Regions from separate parts of the Homo sapiens genome. Here regions 2 and 3 are each linked to region 1. A link is a loop called in an ENCODE intact Hi-C map of the cell type or tissue named here. Cell type or tissue: PC-9. All regions are shown on one strand.

What was found. Peaks named below come from ENCODE experiments on the same cell type or tissue, not always from the same donor. Only the 100,000 strongest peaks of a DNase experiment are listed, where the experiment ranks them.
Region 2: a loop joins it to region 1, with 9 times the contacts of the local background. A loop is called at or near these places in 34 of 110 quality-filtered maps.
Region 3: it touches region 1 in a loop (4-fold over the local background); 3 of 110 quality-filtered maps call a loop at or near these places.

Annotation. Positions count from the first base shown.
Region 1 is chr3:17,738,744-17,746,743 of GRCh38, reverse strand. TBC1D5 (TBC1 domain family member 5) reads left to right here and starts at 4,113. Exons shown (of 23, transcript NM_001349074.2): 1 at 4,113-4,263. It overlaps LOC105376975 (a long non-coding RNA gene), which reads right to left and starts at 3,800. Exons shown (of 2, transcript NR_135536.1): 1 at 3,626-3,800; 2 at 1,082-1,376. RefSeq lists enhancers at 3,697-3,766, 3,724-4,427 and silencers at 3,887-4,196, 4,427-4,626. In PC-9, CTCF peaks have their summits at 4,377 and 4,581; DNase peaks (open chromatin) are centred at 3,913, 4,703 and 5,913; H3K4me3 peaks cover 4,001 bases; H3K27ac peaks cover 4,428 bases.
Region 2 is chr3:17,634,577-17,642,576 of GRCh38, reverse strand. All of the region lies in intron 1 of TBC1D5 (TBC1 domain family member 5), which reads left to right. Among named protein-coding and RNA genes, the nearest start is that of TBC1D5, 100 kb to the left of the region's middle. In PC-9, no CTCF peak of the experiment used is centred here; DNase peaks (open chromatin) are centred at 2,686 and 3,106; H3K27ac peaks cover 4,701 bases.
Region 3 is chr3:17,504,490-17,512,489 of GRCh38, reverse strand. TBC1D5 (TBC1 domain family member 5) reads left to right here. Exons shown (of 23, transcript NM_001349074.2): 3 at 3,885-4,016. The coding sequence starts at 3,920. Among named protein-coding and RNA genes, the nearest start is that of TBC1D5, 230 kb to the left of the region's middle. In PC-9, no CTCF peak of the experiment used is centred here; no DNase peak of the experiment used is centred here.

The sequences.
Region 1 (8,000 bases):
CACCTCTCGGGTTCATGCCATTCTCCTGCCTCAGCCTCCCAAGTAGCTGGGACTACTTGGTGCCTGCCCGCCACTATGCCCAGCTAATTTTTTTGTATTTTTAGTGGAGACAGGGTTTCACCGTGTTAGCCAGGGTGGTCTCGATCTCCCGACCTCATGATTCACCCGCCTCGGCCTCCCAAAGTGCCGGGATTACAGGCGTGAGCCACCGTGCCCAGCCCCACAATTATTTTTTTAATGCTGAAGTTAGTTCAAATTTAATTTTTCTGCCTTAAACTCAAATTCTATTATAACTAACAAAACTGAAAATGAATTTTTATACAAAGTTTGTATTTTAAGGAGTTATTAATCATCAGCTTGATTACTTTTGTTTCTTTTTCCTAGATTACATTGCAGGCCACTCTCTGCCTTGTCGGGGTGCTCTGTATTGACTGAGGACCATTGGGTCCCTCAGATTGTCTCTTGGGGAGTAAGAACGTGAGAAGCCTGAGAGAAGCTGGATCCTTACAGCTATTGTTGTAGCCTAAAGGATGGGGTCATTGCTGTGGCTCTTTATGATGCCACCTGGGCTTCCCAGTCTGGGAACCATCAGAATGCAGGTCATGGGAGATGACTGGGCTGTTTTCCAACATCTCCTTACTTCTTGCCTGATAATAAACCCCTAAGGTAGTCTGGATGCCTGAGTGACTTTTCTTTGCAATGTGGAAGAACTTGATTAATCCTCAGTAGTTCAGGATAGAGATGATGAGGATCTGAGGTGAGAAGTGTTGTGGGGACTGGAGAAGAAAGCTCATTAGTTGGTGACTGAATATTGCAGGATAAGGAGTAAAGGGACACGCCCAGGTTTTCTGCTTCGGGAACTAGGGGAATAAATGCACAACCAACGGGTGGCAGGGGAGGGGGAGCGGTCGGGGAAAGGACACAGGTCAGGTTTGAAGGCTATTTGAAAAACTCAACTCAAGTATATTGAGTTTGAAGTACCTGTGAGACCACCTGGGATACATCTCTAGCAGGCAGCTGAATACATAGGTCTGTTCTGGTTATTTAATGATATCTAATAAACTATAGCAAAACTTAGTGGCTTAATACAACTGTTTTATTTATTTTTCCACAATTCTGCTATTTGGGCACTGGGGAGAAAAGCTCATCTCTGTTCCATGTGGTGTCAGCTGCGGCAGCTTGAGTAGGGCTGGAAAATCCACTTCCAAGACTGTCTCAGTCACATGCCTGGCAGGCTGGTGCTGACTGGCCAGTAGGAGCACAGCTAGGGCTGTTGGCCAGGGGCCTTAGTTTTCTTCCGTTTGGTCTCTCCAGGTGGCTTGGTTAGACTCTTCACAGTGTGGTAGTTTCAGAGTAGTTGGATATCTTACATGGTGCTTCCCACAAAGGGCAAAAATGATAGCTACTGTCAAAGTTAAAAACTAAACTGGTGAGGAAATAGATTTCATTCAGGCAATTACATTAGGGAGAGTACTCCAGATGTGAAGATCAGAGTGTCTCAGCAGGGTGGTTTTGCCCTATACTTTTATTATTATTTTAGAGCATGGTTTTGCTGTTGTCTAGGCTGCTCTCAAACTCCTGGGCTCAAACAATTTTCCCACCTCAATCTCCTGAGTAGGTGGGAGTACAGGTGTGCACCACTATGCCTGGCTGCCTTATACTTTTACAGGGAGGCATAGACAGGTTATAGATGAGATGATTACAGTTGGGATTATTTTTGTAATCAGAGAATTATCAGCTATGAAATGTTTATCGCTACCTAATTTCAAGGGGGAAAAAGTAGTTCTAATCCTAGCTAATCATTCATGAGACAAATAGGAAGTTGAAAGGTGACTGACCTTCCCCACAGGTTCGGGAAAAAAGGAAAGGTATGTGTTTGGTCTTGTCACAGGTCATCTACTAGTTTTATCAGAGAAACTGGACAATGAGTCTCATTTAAGTAATATGGAGAAGGATTGGTCTTTGTGGTAAACTGTTTCGCAGAACACAAAAAGGTGGTGGGATTTCTTAACTATTTCTGTTTCCCATGAGTCTCTGGTAAAGTTCAAAGTTGTCACTGCAAAGCCTTTTTTTTTTTTTTTTTTTTTTTTTTTTTGAGACGGAGTCTCACTCTGTCGCCCAGGCTGGAGTGCAGTGGCGCGATCTCGGCTCACTGCAACCTCCACCTCCTGGGTTCACACCATTCTCCTGCCTCAGCCTCCCGAGTAGCTGGGACTACAGGCGTGTGCCACCATGCCTGGCTAATTTTTTGTATTTTTAGTAGAGACGGGGTTTCACTGTGTTAGCCAGGATGGTCTCAATCTCCTGACCTCGTGATCCACCCGCCTTGGCCTCCCAAAGTGCTGGGATTACAGGCGTGAGCCACCGCGCCTGGCCCTGCAAAGTCTTTAAAGGCCTAGGCCTAGAAGTGACAGAGAGTAATTTTTGCCATATTTGATTGTTTAAGGCAGGTGACAGGTCCGGCCCAGACTCAAGGGCAGAGGACTATACATGGGCATGAATACTGGGAGGCACAGTTAATTGTGTGCCATAAGAAAATAGTCTACCACAAGGTCTGAATCTTGGGCTGAATATTTAGAATGGGATGCCATTAGCATAACCTGTGTGGTAGCTGAAACTATGAGGTGGGATCAGTCTGTGGGTGTATACAGTGGTAAATGCAGAAAAGAGTCCAACAGCTTTGTAAACATTTGAGAATGGAATCTTGAGGGTTGTCATTTTCCTAGTTTCTCAGAAGCCTCTGTTAATCCTATTTCTTCATATACATTCATCCCAGGATTTTCTGTCATTTTGTTGCTAGCCCCATTTCTTGACTATCATCTCAGTATTCACCAGTCTAACAGTGATGATGACTGGTCTAGCCAGAACTCCCAATTAGGGAGTTTTTACATTTTATTTATTTGATAAATAAATAAATCTGGCCGGATTAAATCTGGCCACAGGCACTAACTTAACCTGTTCAGTTTCTGCAACAGAAAGAGGGGCAACAGAAAAAGAGGGATCTCTGTGTGAAGTGGGGTGTTTGTCCACAAAGGTCTCCCACACAGGCATCTTCCTCTGAAGCTAGATAACCTTCAGAAATCTGACCTTTCTCTGACTTGGTTTCCTTTTCTGGACTAAACAGTATCAATTTTCGTTGGAGCTCTTTGTGAAGATAAGCTAATAAAATACCATAAATCTCTTTTACTAAGTGAAGCATTTACCACTCTAATTAACATTATGATTTAAAGGCTTTCATACTGGGGAAACAAACACCACCTTCCCACGTGCTTGGGTTAAAGGGGATCTTAAATCATGATTATGCAGAGACCAAGGGCAACGATAAAAGTTTTAGACATTCCCTGTGTTCTGATAGTCATCAGACGTTTAGGGAGATACTACAACACTGAAGACCCTGTCCAAGTTTATGAGATAAAGATAGAAACCACAGTCTAGTATTGTGGGCTTGTGAAAAAATAACTCCTAACCTTTATCTTTCTATGGGTTGTACTACAAGGTAGGTCTGCACAAAGTGCTAGTGACTCCTCTAAAGTAGGCAGGGGTAAGTTTCACGGAGAAAGTGACAGATGAGCTGAGTTAGAAGCCTACTCAGCCACAGAAAAATGTGGCATGGAAGGCCATTTACCTGTGACAAGGAAATGTAAATTCCTTGGCAGGAGAGCCAGGATCTCAGGAGAGTCCCTGGGACCCTCTGCTCCCCTTCTCAGTCCAACCCTGGGAAGATAGTTGGTGGATGTGAACCTCTGACTAAGACCCAGGAGCTGGTTCCCAGCCTCCAGCCGCGCGCCGGTTGGAAGCAGGGAGAGAAGGGAGGGGTAAAAGCCCTCAGGCGCATGCGCTCAGCAGCCTGCCGGCTCAGCCAAGGAGAGCTCTGCCCGCGGCTCACTCCCCACCTACTCGCTTCTCGCGCCTCGCGGGCCCCAGAAACCCGGACCCGAGAGCGAGCGCGTTGCGCTCGCGCGCAGACTTCAGGTCCCGTGCGGGCGCCTGCGCACGAGCTTCCCAGGCGCGCGGGCCGCGAGGTTATTAGAGGTGGAGCGCGGGGAGGGCGCGCGGCGGGAGGCGGCCGCCGTTACGGCGCGAGCGTGGTCACGTGGCCGCTGGTCACCGCCGCCACCCCCTCCCGCCCTGTTCTCTTTCAGGTCGGGCCGGGCCCGGCCGCTTCCGCGAGCGCCCTGCAGACTGAGGGAGAGAGAGAGAAAGAGGAGGGGAGGAGGAGGAGGATTCAGGGAATAGGAGCTGGGGAGCCCTTCTGCGCCACAGGTAAAATAAAATAATGATGATGATCGTAAAAAAGCCCAAGCCCTCTGAACGCCTCCGCCTTCCTCCAGTGCAGCCCCACATGCAGTCGTTCCCGCCCCGGCCTCCCACTCAGCCTCAGGACAGGTTTCGCCCCCCTTCGCGCCGCTGCTGCAGCCGCAGCCGCCGCCGCCTTCTCACGGGAGGGCCTGAGGGTGCCGCCGCCACGGCGGACGGGTTGCCGCACCGCCCCCCGTTTGTGCGCCTCGGAGTCGGCGTCGGGGGTGGATGGCGGGAGGGGTGGACCCTTCAGCTCCCTGGCGGGCAGGGCGGGCAGGGCGAGCTGGGCGGGGTGGCTGCTTGCAGTCTGCCTGCTTTCCCTGCCCCAGGAGGTCGGGGTCTAGACTGGAAGGCCAACTGCAGTAAAGGCAGGGCCTGGCGGCTGGACTAGTGCTCAACTTCCTACTTAGTAAATTTCCATGTTCATTTGGGCCCCGGGAAGCACGCTTCCTTCCCTAGCCGGAAGCGAAACGGGCCCTGAATCCTCAAACCTTAATAGTCTTTAGAAGAGAGAAGCCTTGACTTCACTTTTGAGGAAGGGAACCGTGACCTGGATTTAGTACGACTTAAGTTTATTCACACGTAAGAAACGGAGGTCTTTCAGGATAAGAGCAAAAAAAAAAAAAAAAAAAAAAAAAAAAAAATTCGCAGGGAGGGCAAATCCCGCTCCCCACCCCGACTTTTCCTGGAAAAACACACAGACCTTCACTACAAGATTCGATTCTACAAGTGACCTAGAATTTGTTCGATACCAGTTACTCGTTTTAGTTACAGGAATTATAATCTGTGTTTAAAGTTAACATCCTGTAGGTTTTTTTCGAATAATAACTTTCTGGAAAGAGTTCATTTGTCAACTCTGAATTGGACAAAATCCTAAGATTTTAACATGCAGGTTTCACACGTTTGGACCAGGTTGCCTGGAATTTCTAGACCCGGTAATTCTTTTGTAAACCTTTATAAGTGTTGTGCTCTTGCACAAAATACTTAAAGCAGGAAGCAATAAATAGGTATTGTTGAAAAATGAGCCTTTGCTATCGGTGGCAAAGAAATTCATTTATATATTGGTTTTTCTCTTTGGGCTTTTCTGATTCCGTGTCTTGGTACTTTTCATACCATATCTCTGAATTCATTTGTAAACTTGAGCATTTTTAATTTTTACAGCTATCTGCAGTATCACAGAACACTCAAACCTTAATGTGGGTGGGAATCACTTGGGGCTCTTATTAAAAATGCATTTTCTGGTTCAGTAGGCCTATGGTGCATTTTGATATTGTACATTTCTGATAACATGTGCAGCTGGACAAGGGACTATCTTTGAGTAGCAAGGAAGTGGATAACTTGTGTGCAAATAAATAAAGTGTTGTATTTATCAATAAACATGTTCTTTTTAATAACTCACCCCCGGGTGTAGAGGTGGCTTGGGAGAAGGGGCAAATGGCAGGATGAACTGAGAAAGCTTTCAGAGTGAGCAGGCTGAGTCTGGATTCCAGGGGAGGGGATAGGAAGAGTGCAAATATTGTGTCTGTATGCTGTATGGTGACTGCATCACCTGGTCTGTGAATTTTCCATTAGAAGCTTGGTGTGCTGTTAGGTGAAAGACTTGCTCAGCTATGCGTCATTGGGTTTTATCAACATATAGGCGAAAAAAATCCTGGTCTCTGAGTGTACAGCTGAGATGAAAATTTCTTTTATTGGAGGAAGTATTGAGTGTGTGCTCTCAAATGCGGCCTCAGTTGAGTAGTGCATTCCTGAGTTTTGGAAGCAAATTTGCAAACAATTGAGAGTCGTACAGTGGGTGTTCTAACTGGATTCAGGTTTTTTCTAATGTAATTTTTTCACACGTAAATTAAAAAGTTTAGAAATGTCACACATAACTTCATAACACTTTATGGAGAAATGGTTGTACTTTTAATTTTTTTCTTTTTATTTATACTCCAACTGACTGAGCAGAGGTTGTACTTCTAAATAACTTTGTGGAAGTTTTTAGTACCATAATTTTTATAATTTTCATTCCAGTCCTTTGATATTTATGACAGTACTTCTGAAGCGCTTACTGAGTGCCGGACACTGTTGTAAGTGCTTTACGGAACTTGACTTTTTTTTTTTTTTGAGACGGACTCTCGCTCTGTCGCCCAGGCTGGAGTGCAGTGGTGCAGTGGCTCGATCTCGGCTCACTGCCACCTCTCCCTCATGGTTTCAAACACTTCTCCTGCCTCAGCCTCCCAGGTAGCCAGGATTATAGCCGCCCGCCACCACTCCCGACTAATTTTATTTTGTATGTTCTTTTTTAGTAGAGACGGAGGAGTTTCACCATGTTGGCCAGGCTGGTATCGACCTCCTGACCTCAAGTGATGTGTCCATCTCGGCCTCCCAAGGTGCTGGAATTACAGGTGTGAGCCACTGTGCTCGGCCTACCTTTTTTTTTTTGTTTTTTGTTTTTTTGAAAAGGAGTTTCGCTCTTGTCCAGGCTGGAGTATAATGGTGCGATCTCAGCTCACCGCAATCTCCGCCTCCCAGATTCAAGCGATTCTCCTGCCTCAGCCTCCTCAGGAGCTGGGATTACAGGCGCCCACCGCCATGCCCGGCTAATTTTTGTATTTTTAGTAGAGACGGGGTTTCACTATATTGGCCAGGCTGGTCTCGAACTGCTGACCTCAAGTAATCCGCCTGCCTCAGCCTCCCAAAGTGCTGGGATTACAGACGTGATCCACCAGGATCACACCAGGCCGCGCCTGGCCTGCTTTCATTTTAAAAGTCAAATTTGTCATCCGCCTCAGTGCTTGTAATCTTTTCTGAGTGAGATACTGAAATTTGCAGTTTCGTTTTGCTTGCACTTGTTCACTGGACCAGTAGTCACTGTTAAATGTAAAAGTATCTACTTCCTCTGAAAGTTTTTTATTCCTTTATTTCCTGCCTGGGCTTGTCCTCCACCCTACATGTATGCGTAGTAGATTTAGTGTTTGTTATCCTAACCTTTAGGTTTAGGGATTGACTGGGTTTCTGACTTTTTATTTGGCCAATGAGGACGATACAGAAAATGAAGCATTGGTCATTATCACATTTTAACGCTGAAAAAGTAAGAAGGACAACCCCGGAATAAAAGTAAGTTGAATAATTTATGTTTCATTTAAAAATGAATATATAATCCCTTCTCTTAACCCCCTTTTTGTCTCAGACCACTGAAAGCTTTGTCCTGTTAGCAGCAGCAGTCTGAGAAGTGGTGCTAGTCCACCTGATCCTGAGACATTTCTCTCAACATGGGTAGATCATTGGAATGGCAGTGTGTACAGTGTGTGTACCAGAACTTGAGAAATGTGAGGTCGGGGTGGTGGGATGGTCAGCAGTGGAAGAGCTGGGAGAGGGGAGGGAGATCATTTGACGGAGAGGGCCTGTGGGCTGCTTCTAGTAGCATCAATTATTACTAGAATAATGGTGAATTTGGGAAGGATGTCAGTGTAACAACAAATCTCAGTGTAAATGCTTTCTCAAAAACCTGTGAAGTGTTTAGGAAAATGTTTATCATTCTACAAATGTTAGGTAAACATTTAAAAATAATTCCTGTGCAATGATTTAGTAACATTAAACATTATATAAATTGAGGGATAAAAAGAGGCTCAGAGATTATCATCAGAGGTTAAGATTGTCCCAAATTCTCTCTTGTTCTTTTGGAATATTAGGATAGAGTTGAAACCCTTGCTGCA
Region 2 (8,000 bases), 100 kb after region 1:
GTTAGTTGACGAGTATGTGGAAGAATTTGAAGATTAGAAATATGGTAGATGACCTTCAAATCAAAAGTGAGTGAATAGTAGGTATCGGGGGTATTTGGATTCTAGTTCTGACGGATACTGACTCTGGGATCTTGAGCAAATCAATTTGTCTTTCTCAATCTCCTTTTTCATCTATAAAATATCGATGATAGGAATAACTCTACCTTATATGGTTTGTAAAGATCACATCAACTAAACATGATAATATATATGGTTATATATAGAGAGCACGTTGCCTAACTGCAGATTGCTTCCACTTCAGTCCACTGTGAATGGTGCCTCCTGGAGGTGTGCCAAGTACTGTGCCCAGAACACAATGGTCACCCTCAGTTAATTGACTCTGATTAAATGAGAAAATACCTTTGGAAGGATGTTGTGAGTTGAAATACTAGAAAAATAAAAGTATAAAAAATTTTAAATGTTATAAGATTATTAACCAAATTGATGTAGTTTTATAGGATTTTCATAGCATAAACCCAAAACCTATACAAACTAACCAATTTAGGTCTTACTCAATAATTAATAGTACCTGTTTTTGAATCAATAAAAGAGCAATACTATCTAATACTGTTTGTAAGCAACAGATTGGGGGCTATTTTAAAACATTGCATTTTATTCTTTTTTGTGTAGGGGAAAAAAGTCATTAGTCTGCATTTATAATCAGGACTAGCTTCCTGTAAAATTATTTAACTTTTTATTTATAGAATTTGAAATTTACAATTCTAAATACAGCAATAGTAAGGCACTGCATTTTTGCAGGAAACAAAAAGCACAATTAACATAAAGTTAGAACCAGCCACAAATAAAATATTCCAGCAAACTGTGTAAGAAAAAAAATGCTCTGGGAAGCAAATGCCGAGAAATGTTACATAGGTGGCCTTATTACATTGGAAAGAAAAGAATGTAGAAGATTAGTAGCAGTAGTAGTAGGAGGAGGAATAGGAGGAGGAAGGTGCGTAGCAAATGATAGTGAATAAGCTCTAAGTGTTAGTTACTTTTCTAAGCACTTTATGCAAATCATATTAATCATATTATTTAATCCTCCCAATACCTTATGAGTTAGGTCCCCACTTTATATATGACATAGCTGAGGCTCAGAGAGGTTAAGTAATTTTTTTTCCCAAAATCTTGCAGCCAAGATTCAAAGGCAGGATGTTTGGCTCTAGAACTCATGCTGGTAACCACTATGCACACTCCCTCCATGAAACCAATAGCCACCATCTATTGATGTACAGAATGTAGTTTGTGTATTTTTTGTGTGTGAATAATTTTGTTAATGGTACCATGGGATTTTCCTGGATCAAGGGCATGATTTAAGTAAGCAATGGACTAATTCATAGGACCCCTGGTGTCCTAATAAATCAAAACCCACTCAAGAATACCTCAGCAGTAAGCACATTAACTGTCTTCCTAGATGGATTGTTTTAAAAATTTTCCATATCTGCATAAAGTATATTACGTACGATAATTTCACTTAATTGTTCTAACTTTTAATAACTGTCAAGTAGTAGATGAAAGGAAAGCAGAAAAATGGTAAAGTGTGGGTGTGGAATTACTTCACTTTTTTTTTTTTTAAGGCTGAGATTGATTTAGAATTTTTGTATTTCCTGGAAGAATATCCTGTGGCTAGTAGGAATATTTGATTTCTTTAATAGATTCTCACATAGTAGGGCCTAATATCTAGCTGATTGAATTAGTATTATTCTAGGTATAGAAATAATGAAACTCCATAGTTTGTTCTTTATGAAAATATTTTATTTCAAGTTATTTCTTTTCTGCTTGACAAAAGGGCATTGCATTTTTGCTTTAAAGAGAGGCTTGTGATGTTTTGTTTCATTTTTTTCTAGCTTGGACTGTGGCAGAATCAAATGAGTAGTAGTCTTTGATGACTAACACTTGTTCATTTGTTTCCACTGCAGAAATCTTTAAAAAGGTATAATGACTAAATTAGTTTATTCTTAGACATTATGTTTTCTTTTTCTTTGTCTTCTTTTATAATGTTCTTTTTTATAACATTGTCCTTAGCCCTAAAACCTAACTTTCAAGTTCTAAAATAATTCTTCTTTTAAGAGGAAATTGATATTTTGGGTGGAAGGATTTGGCCAAATCTGAGATTCCCTATCATAATTAAAATAAATCTTTGAAACAGTTTTTATTAGTTTTAATAAAGTTTATTTAGTTTTAATAAAGTTAAATAAAGTTTAATAAAGTTTATTAGTTTTAATTCAGATAAGCTAATTCAGGCTTATTTTCTCTTAAGTTGATTTTTTTTAAATAAAAAGAGATTATCTCCTTTAGCTACACCAAATGGCACCTGATTTAATAAGAATGTTCTAGCTCTATAAAGTTAAAGGGAGTCAGGAGATACCTTTGTAGGAAATGTGGAGTTTGGCATTTATTGTTATACTGGTGGACTCAACCCCCACACCTTGCATCCTCTGTATTATATTTCTCTGTGGTTATCTCACCTTTGTCTTTTCTCTGTAGAGGTGAAGGGGGCTGTTTGTATAACTGTGCTCTTAGCTAAGTATAGAGTGGGCTAGAGCAGGGATGGCAAATACATGATCTCATGTGCATTCCCTCTCCTATGCTTGTTGCGACATCAGGTCATGGCATACTTTCTTGCTTAGCCATAGGGCAGTTTCATAATTTTCCCATCTTTAGGGAGCCAGAAGTTTCAGTGTGAGTGAAACCTATTTGCTATTCCTGGAGTAGAGAGGTTGGGATGATTACCAAAAGTTCTGTACCTGTTTTTCCTTCACGTCTAGGATTTGATGTAGTCTAAGAGTAAGAGATCTTACTTTCTTAGGTTGATGTGTTCTAGCAGTTTAGTGACCTTCAAAGCGTACTCAGACACACTTGAATTTATTGTGACAAAATTGATCCCCTCAGACCCCCTTTTTTATGGTGGAAACCTTCTTTAGATACCACCATAGTTTATTTTTTGACAACTCTCCTATAAATTTACACGCAAAAAGTTATCTTTGGTGAGGGATGGGGAATAGTTTGTGCTCGTGCAAAAGGTATGATTCATCTTTTCAAGTGTACAATTCATAGTTTTTTTTTTTTTTAACCAAATTGTGTGGCTGTCACCATGACTCAGCTGTAGAACATTTTCATTCCTCCACTGTGATTTCTTATGTACATTAACTCCTAATCCCCATTCCCCCAACCAAAGGCAACAATTTATTTATTTATTTTTTAGTGTTTATAGCTTTGCCTTTTCTGGATAGTTGATATAAATGGAATAATATAATATTTGGTCTGTGGTGCCTATCTTTGTCCAGAGCATAATGTTTTTGAAGTTTGTCTATTTTGTAGCATGGTATCCGTAATTTCTTCGTTTTTATTGGTGAATATTACTACATTGCTAGTATGTCTTGTCAAAACATTCATCATCTGTCAGTCCATTCCACGGACATTTATGTTGTTTGCAGTTTTTGGCTATTATTAATAAATCTGCTAAGAATATTTGTGCTCAAGTCTTTGTGTGAATATTTCTTTTCATTTCCCTTGGGTAGATACCTAAGAGTGGGATTGGTATGTCATATGATAAATTTATGTTTAACCTTTTAAGAAACTTCCCAGCTGTTTTCTGAAGTGGCTATACTGTTACACACTCCCATTAACAATGTATGAGGATCCCCATTTTTACATCCTTGTCAGTATTTATTATTGTCTGTATTTTTTATTATATATTCTTTTATAACTTAAAATTTTCTCTCAATATTATTTTTAAGATTTATCCATGTTGATACATGTAGCTCTTACTTATTCACTGCTATGAAATGTTCATTGTATGAATATGTAGTAAAAATCCAGCCATAATATGAAAAATGGCTTCTTCAAATTCAGTTGTATAAAATGTAGAGTTGCATTATTGTGTGGTTATTGAAAAACAGTACTACTTTTATTCATCTGTACTGTTGCAAAAGTTACAAAAGTGAAGATGGTGAAATTTATACTTTATATTACTGCTGAGACAGTCTGAATTAGTCACAGGGCAATTTTTTCCTAAGTCAGTTCCATTTGCTTCCACAGAAAATAAGAATTTTAGCTTTATCAGAGAAATGGGCAGTGAAACTACAGACTCAGAAGCCAGTCACAAAAGACCATATACTAGATGATTCTTTTCATATGAGATGTCTACAGTAGGCTAATTTATGGAGACAAAAAGCAGTTTTGGGGTTGCTAGGGTAAGGGGGATTGGAGGGAGATGAGGAGTGACTGTTTAATGGGTATGGGGTAATTTTTGGAATTGAGTAATAAAAATGTTCTAAAATTGACTGTGGTTATGCTTACACAACTCTGTATATACTATAATCAATTGAATTATACACTTCAAATGGATGACTTGTATGGCATATTCATTATGTTTCAGTATAGCTGTTAAAAAATAAGATGCATGAGCCTTTGTAGAACATGTCAATAGTATTAAAAAAAAGAAGAAGAATAAAGTAAAAAGTACTTCACAATTATTGTCAATAATTGTGGCAATATGGCATCATTTTAAGTGACTGCTTAATAAAATTTCATTGAGTAGATGTACTATAATTTGCTTAATTAATTTCCTAATAGTAACTGTTTAGATTGTTTCCAATAAGTAATGTTGTAAGTGGGATCATTGTATATATATTTTTGTGCACTTGTCTTTTCAGGATAAATTTTACAAGTGAAATTGTTGGGTCAAAGATTAAGTGCATTTAACATTTTAAATCATATTTCTAAATTACCGCTCAGTAAGATGCTCCAGTTTGCCTTTCCCCAGTGGTACGTGATAACATATGAATGGCCATACTCTTGCCACTGCTGGATATTGTCAGTGTTTTTTATCTTTATCAGCTGGGAAGAAATTAACTTATTTTTATTTGCATTTCTTTGTGCAACTTGTTATGTGTCCCTTAAAAACTTTTTTTTTGTTCACTTTTTGTCCTTTTTTCTACTGAGGTGATGATCTTTGTATTAGTGTGTAGAAAGTCTTTTTATATTAAGAATATCTACTTCGGGTCTGTTATATAAGATAAAAATATTTTTCCAGTTTGTGTATATTTCATATTTATTTATGGTGATTTTTTCCCATTGCACAAAAGTTTTAAATTTTTGCATAGTCATATTTGTTACTTGAAAACATCCATAGAAACTCGGCTACATTCCAAGGTTATAAAAATATTATTTTATATTTTAAATTTATCTTGGGGCCAGGTGTGGTGGCTCACGCCTGTAATCCCAGCACTTTGGGAGGCTGAGGTGGGCGGATCACGAGGTCAGGAGATTGAGACCATCCTGGCTAACAGGGTGAAACCCCGTCTCTACTAAATAAAAAAAAAAAAAAAAAAAAAAAAAAAAAAATTAGTCGGGCATGGTGGCACACACCCGTAGTCCCAGCTACTCCTGAGGCTGAGGCAGGAGAATTGCTTGAACCCAGGAGGCGGAGGTTGCAGTGAGCTGAGATCACGCCACTGCACTCCAGCCTGGGCGACAGAGTGACACTCCGTCTCAAAAAAAAAAAAATAATAAATGATTTTATTTCTTAGGTTTAAATTTTTTATCCATTTGGCATTCATTTAGTATAAGAAGCTAAGGAGAGATCTAGTTAACCCTACTGTCTTACAAATTTTTATCATTATCAAATGCTAAATTATCACATATCCTTGAGTAGGTCACTTTTGAGTTTGTTGGTAAGGTCTGTCAGTTGGTAAATCTATTCTTATGCTACTACTATATTCTTTTTTTTTTTGAGACGGAGTCTCGCTCTGTCTCCCAGGCTGGAGTGCAGTGGCATGATCTCGGCTTGCTGCAAGCTCCACCTCCCGGGTTCATGCCATTCTCCTGCCTCAGCCTCCCTAGTAGCTGGGACTACAGGCGCCTGCCACCACGCCTGGCTAATTTTTTTTTTTATTTTTTATTTTTAGTAGAGACAGGGTTTCACCGTGTTAGCCAGGATGGTCTCGGTCTCCTGATCTTGTGATCCGCCTGCCTCGGCCTCCCAAAGTGCTGGGATTACAGGCGTGAGCCACTGTGCCCAGCCTATATTCTTTTAATTATTATAGCTTTAAATAACATATTTTAATAACTGGTTGACTAATTTCTCTTATTACTCAGAAAGGCAGCATAATATAAAGAGTTTTACAACTTACTAGTTCATTGCATGACCATGGGCAAGTTATTTAACCTTTTGGTCCCTCCCATAGTTAACAGGAATAATAAAAGTATCTCATAGGGATAGGGGAGTCACAGGATCAGAAATATTATCTTCTGCTTTATTAACTTTTCTCTCATTACTGGATCTTTCCCATCAATATGCTTATATGCTGTTTTTTTTCCCATCTGAAAAACATTCTTTTTTTTCTTGATATGGAGTTTCGCTCTATCACCCAGGCTAGAGTACAGCAGCGAAATTCACTGCAATCTCTGCCTCCCGGGTCCCAGCGATTCTCCTGCCTCAGCCTCTCAAGTAGCTGGGATTACAGGTGCCCACCACCACACCCAGCTAATTTTTGTATTTTTAGTAGAGGTGGGGTTTTACCATGTTGGCCAGGCTGATCTTGAACTCCTGACCTCAAGTGATCTGCCTGTCTTGGCCTCCCAAAGTGCTGAGATTACAGGCATGAGTCACCGTGTCCGGCCAAAACATTCTTTTAAAAATGTCACTTGCCCTCCCAGCTTTTGTTCCATTTCTTTGTTCATTTTGGCAGTAAAACTTCTGAGGAATTGTTTATACTTGGTCTTTCCAATTCCTCTCCTCCCATTCCATCTTAAACTCATCACAGTTAGAACAGAAGCCTGCACCAGTACCCTGAATTCATTCTGTTCTTTACCTTTTCATTAGGATAGTGTCAACACTCAGTCATTTGACCTTTTAATTTTTTTTTTCTCTTGTTGCCCAGGCTGGAGCAGTGGCATGATTTCGGCTCACTGCAACCTCCACCTTCCAGGTTCAAGCAGTTTTCCTGCCTCACCCTCTCAAGTGGCTGGGATTACAGCCATGTGCCACCATGCCCGGCTAATTTTGTATTTTTAGTAGAGATGGGGTTTCTCCATGTTGGTCAGGACGGTTTCAAACCCCTGACCTCACGTGATCCACCTGCCTCGGCCTCCCAAAGTGGTGGGATTACAGGCGTGAGACACCACACCCAGCCTTGACCTTTTAATTGTTCTATCTACATTTATTGCCTTGGTGATTTCATCAATGTTATGTCTTTAAATACCAAAGTGATCAACTTACCTCTCTTACCTGAACTTCAGGCTTATGATCCATTTAATGTGTTTGACACCTACTTTTAGCTATCTGAGTGTCATCTCAAACTCAATATACTAAAAACTGACCTCCTGTTCTTTCTCTTCCAAACATATTTCACCTGTAGTCTTCCCCATCTCTGTTGATAGCAGATCCATCCTTCTAGTAGCACAGTCAGAAACAGTGGAGTCATCCTTGACTTACATTTTCTACTTGATCATTGTTGAAAGTAAGAAAGCTGCTGAAAGTTGTAGATTTAGTTTATAGTATTGAACTCATTATTTTTGTAAATTTTTTTGTTTCTATATCCACATATAAAAAGCATATAATCTACAAGTATCATTTTACTTTCATCCTAATTTTAACTGTTACTTAATTTTTGTGTTTAATTGTATTCGATAGCAGATTCATTTCTTTTTTAAAAATGTTTTAATGTTTAATTTTTGGGGGTACATAGTATAGGGTACATGGGATATTTTGATATAGGCATGGAATGTGTAATAATCACATCACGGAAATTGGGTATCCATCCCCTCAGATATTTATCATTTGTGTTAACAATCCAACTATTCTTTTAAGTGTTTTTAAAAGTACAATTAAATTATTATTGACTGTAATCACTCTGTTGTGCTATCAAATACTTAGTCTTATTCACTTTTTTTTTTTTTTTTTTTACCCTATTAGCCATCCCCACGTCCCCTCTATTCCTTCCTGCTACGCTTCC
Region 3 (8,000 bases), 230 kb after region 1:
TTGGCCTTTATATTCTTTTCTCTGTATGTATCTTGGTTCTATATAAGAGAAAATTAAGGATAGAAAATCAAGGATAGAAGTTGGAGTTTGGAATCAAATTTAGAGGTCTAATGAACCATTGTAAGTGTTATGTTTATGCTGGACTTTTACAGTGATTGTTTAAAAATTTTTAGACTAAATAAAATCTCTTAATTTTTTATAGTTTGATATTTGCAGGTAAAAATTTATTCATAAATATTAAAATAGACAAATTTATTAAAAACCTTTGATATTCTGCTTTGTAATCAATCATTTTCTCTTACTGGAATGTTTATGAAACACAAATTGGGAAATTCGTAGGAAAATGATTTCATATTTAAAAACAACATTATGTTATGATTTCATAAGGTAATCCCAATAGCAGTAACCGACAAACTTAAGTTGCTTTTTTAGATTCAAGAGAGCTAAAATAGCTCTTTATATTTAAAACAAAACGATAAAAAAAATGAAAGCAGCAACTTCTTAATCAGTTACTTTTGAATTAGGTTATTTAAATCCATAATTAAAAGAAAACTATGAACATTATCCACACGTTTTCTTCAACAGATTGCTTGAAAATAACTCATTATTACTAGTTAGCTGGTTTCCTTTATTTAATTATAAAAACATTTCAGTGGTTCATTTTCAATCTATAGGCATAATAAATCAGGATATAATGGATGCTTGATTATATAGAATGGTTGTAGACTGGGGTATGTGGTTGATTTTGTATTCTGGCTATTGGATATTATCATAGACTTGTTAAGTTCTAAAGAATTATAATTTAAGCTAAATTAACTAAATGACTTCTTGAACTTTCTCTAAGGAGTCAAAAAGACCTTAAGTATTTTTAGCACCTTAAATGAACGTATGAATATCATTGTGTGGTAGAGTATTTTCTTCTGACAACATAAAGATGAGGGTTTAAAAAATACTCCTTTTAAAAATAAACTTTGATGGCAACTTGCTTGTTACTTGTCTATTTTTTATATAGTTTAAAATACACAAAAGTCATTTATTTATGTATTTTAGGTATGTGAAACCTGTAACAGTGAAAGTGTACTGTAAAAATAAGAAATTCAGCTACTGAGATTATGAAAACATGGTTTAAGATATTAAAGAAAATTTAAGGAATCTAGCAGTTAACTTGAAATAGACATTTTCAAATGTTTACTTGTATATTTTTAAGAGTATAACAAAATATATGAAGAATATAAATCTTACATTAAGATAGTTGCCCATGGGCCAAATAAAATTTTGAAAAGTGTTTAATCTGTTCTACTCAGTATTTTTCTTTTAATTTGAATTATTTGCTAACACTTACAAATTAGCAGATTTCACATAAAATTTTTGATTTCTAGCTTGTCTTGAAAAAGCTGAAGCAGAGTAAAGGGTGTTCTAATTATTCATAGGCTGCATCTTTTTATACCCCCTTTTTTTATACCTGGTCTTTTTGTCGCACTGACTTATTTAGAGCCAAATTAATGTAGGAGAAAGAATGTGAGCTCTAGAACCAGACAGGATGGCTTCAATTTTGGCTTTAATACTTACTCCTTGTGTGATTCTAGACAAATTAATTACTCTCTCTCTACCTCAGTTTCTCTATGGTAAAATGAAAATAAAATTGACAAAGATAAATCAGTTGGGTTTTAAGGAGGATGAAATGAGTGTACATGAAACATTTAGACTAGTTTTTGGCATATATTCATTGTGCATAAATGTTAACCATAAATAATAATACTTTTTGCCTGATCTCATTAGACATTTGAATTTGGTGACTGCTCCATAGTAGAGGACGTTGGTTCTGAATTTATTTATTTGTCCAACAGAATTTGTCAAACTCTGTGTTATACTATAACCGATCATCTACATTTCGCTGTCCTCTACTAGATTATATTCTCCAGAGTTTCTTCTATACAGCAGTGCTCAGTATATGCTTACTGATTGGCACACATAAGCAAATAACTGACAACCGTCTAGGTTTATGTATTTAAGATTTATGGCTTTAGATATTCTTACTGCATGTTAGCTACCAAATTCTTTGTTTTCCCTAATCCTCTGCTTATATTGTTTTAGCCACAATTCCAGGGGGATAGGTTTTATTAACGTCTGACTGTGATTGTGTGGATGTAGGGGGTTTTGGAGACTTCTGATAAAAATTAGAACATGTATATGAATATTTTACTAGGTGATGGTTTTACAGAGAAAGTAAATAGGATAGAGGAGCATTTTGTTTTGGTAAAAGGTCATCCAGAATTTATGTATTCATGAACATCTCTGGAGCTTTTCCTCCATAGGTGAAGACCATATCCTATAAAATTAGATACTCATTTTGTTTGGACTTGCTTTTACCACTTCTTTTTTCTCTTATTTCCTCTTTTTCTCATGTCCTTGCTGCTCCTGAAATTTAAAAGATTATGTTACTTACATTATTTTGCATGACAATTGGTGAACTTGGTTTATGTTTTGAAAGAGTTATGATTTGAGAAGATAATTTGCATCTTAGGGACATATAAAATTTACAAATAGTGTAGGTTGGAAGTTGAAAATAATTTAAAACAAAATTTATTCAATATGGAATAATTTATATAAGTGAGAATTGAGAGGGAAAACTTTCAAAACGACCAAAGGAAATGTAGGTAGTTATTTATAAAAACTTGTAAGTATAACACCAGAGGTGGATATTATACTGGAGATACAGATACATTTGAGCATGTAAAAAGTTACCTATGTCACAAAAATGTCATACAACTGAAAGACAGATACACTTTGAGAAAAATATGTGTATCATATAAACAAGGTTTAATACTCTTAATACTTAAAGCATGTTTAGATATCATGAAGACAGTCATAACAATTAACTCTATTAACAAAAGACAATAAACAAATGTCAGAGAAACAGTATCTCAGTAGTTACCAAGCAAATACAATACAAAATTTGACTATCAGGTTGGTTCAGAAAATCAAAGAGGAAACATCCATTGTTAATGAGAATCAAGGAGAAATGAATTGTTCTATTAGGTACAAACCTTTATAGAGTACAGTTTGCTAAAATCTTATTTTTTTAATATATATTTTAATCCAGCTATTGTACTTTAAGAATTTATCCTAAGGAAATAATCATGGATATCATACAGACATACTGCTAAAAGATAATTTATTTTTGAGACTGTTTGTAGTATTGAACAACTGAAAACATGTTGTTTACTAAATAAGGAATTGGTTACATAAATTGTGCTGACTATATAATAGAATGCTAGGAATAATTAGAAATTATAGACACACAATTGTTTTTTTCTTTAAACTGGGGAGGAAAATACTGAATTTAAAGTATTCATAGATTACATAATCAGTATGTTTACCATGTTATGGGTCACATTAAAACCATATGTATTTTAAATGCCCAGAATAAAGACAGGAAGTACATGTGTAATACACTGAAATGTTAACACTAATATTTCTAGCTAATACTATCATGAATAATTTTAATTTGCTATATTTTCTGTATTTTGAAAGTTCTATTGTGAATGTTTATTATTTTGGCTGTAAAACAAAAGGATGCTATAAATGTGAGAATATTGTCTTTAATTTAGAATTTAGCTTATTTATTGAAAATAAATATGATTCAAAATTAAGATAAAGATTATAAATGATGCTCAGATTTTTGAGAAATTTTTGAAATGGAAATTTTGTTACCTTTTTCCCTTCTTTGCATAAGCCTACCAATGTGAGATAACAGTCCCTGGAGCCTGGGAAAAACTTGTTAATGTCTGTAATGCTCATGTAATCATTTCAGTCTTATATTTATTCCCAGTCATAGCAGAAAAAGAATTTATTATTTTTCTCTGTATTTTTTCACCTCCCAGGTAGTTACTTTTGGTGACGCTGTCCAGTTCCCACAATGTATCATTCCTTATCTGAAACTAGACATCCTCTGCAGCCAGAAGAACAAGAAGTAGGCATTGACCCCTTGTCCAGTTACTCTAACAAGTCTGGAGGTGAGTTTTGTATGCCAATACTATTTGTAGGTAGTGTACTGGGAAACCTAGCAGAGGGCCCTCAGTTAGCTGTGTCCACCTTATGTGTGTGAACACATTTTGATGAAGTGAGCAGGCCAGTGTTAAGTATGTTATTCTGGATATGTACAGAGCACTCTTGACACTAATGAATACTTCAACAAGCCACAGTTATTCATGGAAGCATTAGCCAAATGTTTAACGCACTGTCGTTCTTTAAAATAAAATAATAAACTGAACAATGACTTCAGCATAAGAATGTTGAAATGCGAAAGGGCCTTGGTCGAACATCTTTTAAAGATTCTTAAATTTTTGGTGTTGATTTTGCAGGGATTTTTTTCCCCTTTCAGCAGATTGAGATTATTCCAGGATAAAAGACTTGATTCATCCTCTTTTTTTTTTAAAGTAATTGAAATTTGTTCATCCTCTTTTTTTTTTTAAAGTAATTGAAATTTGTGTTATATTTTAAAAGATCTATACACTGAAATTATTAAGTGGTAGACAGTTAAAATGTAGACCGTATTCAGGTTCTACCCTATAAAAATGTATCAAATGTTTATGTATCAGAACTCTACTATTTTCTCAGTATTTACTTAATGATAGTAATAACATAGTTTCTTAGACAGAAGCAATTGAGTTTGTGAGAATTTTTGAAGCCTTATCCTTAGTTTTTAAGCAGTTCACTAAATATTTGATAAAGTTAATTGACTCAGTGGCTGCTTGTAATTTTTCACTTGTGGAATGCAGGTATCAAGATTGTGACATCTATTTTAAAACATAAATTAGTCAAAGTATACAGACAAACTGTTATAAAAAGGAAAATTAGTCATAGTAAATCATGTGTGTTATTTTCTTCAAACAAAATGATTTTTTCTGTTTATACTGATGCCAAAGTCTGCTTTTAACTCATGTTTTGAGAATTTAAAAAAAGAATTGACCCCCACCTAAAGTGGCTATTTCTTTAGAACACAAATTTTATGCAGAATTTTTATGCTTTTTGTGCATCTTTAATACCTCCTACATACAAATGCCATTGTTATTTTTAATAAAAATGGGAGAGAATTTGTCCAGCTTATTTTTGTGATTTAATTTTTAAATTTTTATATTTTTTGTTAAATAAGAACTCAAGACTTATGTTTAATATTTTGATAATATGAAAATAGTGTTCATTTCAATTTCAGTTATTTTAATATCTCAGTGCTAGGCATGACACCTTTTCTAGTGATATTTTCTCTTAAATGTAATACTCATAAGAAGCATTCGTAGTTAAATAAATCAAATTATTTTGCAAGTACTTCTGTAAGTGGATGTTTTAAAAGTGAATGTCTTTGTGTTACAAGTGTATAAAATAGTTTCACCAAAATATTTCATACTATTTCTGATTACTATGGTTATTTGAGGACATAGTTTTTGTTGTTGTTGTTTGTTTGTTTGTTTTTTGAGACGGAGTCTTGTTCCATAGCCCAGGCTGGAGTGCAATGGCGCAATCTCGGCTCACTGCAAGCTGTGCCTCCCGGGTTCACGCCATTCTCCTGCCTCAGCCTCCCAAGTAGCTGGGACTACAGGCGGCTGCCACTTCGCCTGGCTAATTTTTTTGTGTTTTTAGTAGAGACGGGGTTGCTGTTTGTTTTTTAAGCACGTATTTTTATATGGTCTATTTCATTAAATACTGAGGTTTTTTTTTTTAACCTGGTTAAAATAACATTTTAAATTAATTTTATCCTTTATTGTTTACAGGAATGAGTAGTTACCTTTACTAAAAAGGCTTTTCGTTTATATCCTAGCCTAACATTTCTATGACATACTAAGTTATTAGGACTGAATTGATGTTTAAAAGTGCCATTAATTCATTTACCCCAAATGTTCATTAACAATGTAAATGTATGCTGATGTTCTATGAGACAAGGAAGTGACTAATGACTCTTCCAACTAACAACACTTAAAATGAATAGAAACTTTCGATAGCTAATCTTGAAGTAATCAAGACCCTCATTCAGCTTGGCATCTCTGTATGCTCTAAAACAGCTGTCAACTGTTAAAAATATATACAAAACACACATACGCACATGCACATGCAGAAAGAAAGATATGTAAATATCTTGTTCTTCAAAGCCATAAAGGTTACTAACCATAGTGGGCTTTGTGCATTGTATAGGTAAATATTTTATATAAAGCATCTATTTCATCTTCTTTGATTTTCTTTTTACAGGAAAATGTGTTGCATTTTAATGAGGTTGTCATATTATTTGAAGAAAATCATCACCTTTCTATTATGTTTGCTTATTTTAATATATGTCTTACCTGGGCTTTCTTCAAGTATTTTGAAGCTTTTTACACATTTCTGCCATAATCTTTAGGGAATTTGTTACTACTGGATGACTCATTTTCTAAGTATTTAAACACTGCACTTTAGTGCTTTGCCTGTGTAGAAGTTATGTGTAATTTTTAAAAACATTTCTTGTCATAGGTTCTATTAGTAAAAATATATACAGATATATATGCAAAGTCTTAGGAGATATTTTCCATGTGAATTAAACTTTTAACTGCTTTAATTGTTTTTTCAAATAGAGAACAGCATAGAAAATATGACATTTTCTGTGTGCCCTGTTCAGTTTAGTTTACATTAATTACCACATAAAATTCCAAGATCTATGATCAAAGTTTAATAACTGACAAGTTACTAGTAATTTAGTTAAAAACAAAAAAGCAAAAATATTTGTTAGACTATTTATGATTATTTGCTCTTAACCTTTAATGACCAATAAAATGAAGAAGTAATCACTTTATTTTAAATTTAAGATAACAATATCAAAATTCAGGTATAGCAAACCTATTAATTAAATAATATTGTTGGAATCACTCGTTTTCACAAGCTTATAAGAGATTGGAATGTCATCAGTGATGAGAGAAATTTTTCTGTAGGGGATCCTTTGTTAGTCTGTTTTTACATCACTGTGAAGAAATACCTGAGGCTGGCAATTTATAAAGAAAATTGCTTTAATTGGCTTATGCTTCTGCAGGCTGTACAGGAAGCATGACACAGGTATCTGCTCCTGGTGAGGGCCTTAGGAAGCTTCCAATCATGGCAAAAGGCAAAGGGGGAGGAGGTATATCTCAGGAGTAAGAGAGATGGTGGGATGCCCCAGACTCTTAAGCAACTAGATCTCAAGTGAACTGAGAACTCACTTGTCACCAAGGGGATGGTGCAAAACCATTCATGAAGGATCAGCCCCTGATCAATTCACCTCCTTAAATTTTGTATGTCACAGTATTCACCTTCTTACTTAATAGCTTTTATATATTTAAATAATTGCCTAACCTTTCTTTGCCTTTTAATATACTATCTGTTTCAAAGCTTGCTTTCTATTGTCATTCATAAAATATTTGGCAACTTAAAAAAAATCCAAGATGTTCAGAATCCTGCCAACTCCGTTTTGCTTCCTATAATTTTGTTTTTTTCCCAAGTATTCCTTTCTTTCCATTACAATGACATGTTTTAGAATTAGGAAGGTATGTCCTGGCTTTATTAATGAAGAAATTGGTAATTTAAAATAGTTGACTGATGTCGATATAATAAGATGATGCTGTCCTATCATGATCTTTAGTGTTGTTTTCCATATAGTAGAGGTGGATTTAAATTTGATTAAAAGATGGGTTTCTTCTGCTGAAGATATCTAGATATCTGGCTAAAGTATAAAAATGGTGTCTGAAGTACTATAAACCCTACTCTGGGCTAACTAGCTGGAGTCATCTTAGAGATGAAAAAGTCTTTTTACTTTCTTCCCTGGCTTACAACTCTTTAGTGACTTCCCATTATATTAACAATAAAATCCAGATTGTTGACTGTGATGTGCATGGCTGTCTTCTTGTCTGTCTGGTCTTGCTCAGATATGCTAAGCCAGTTCTAAACTCTGGGCCTTCACACATGCCATTTTTCTGACATTATTTTTGATTCATTCAGAGCAT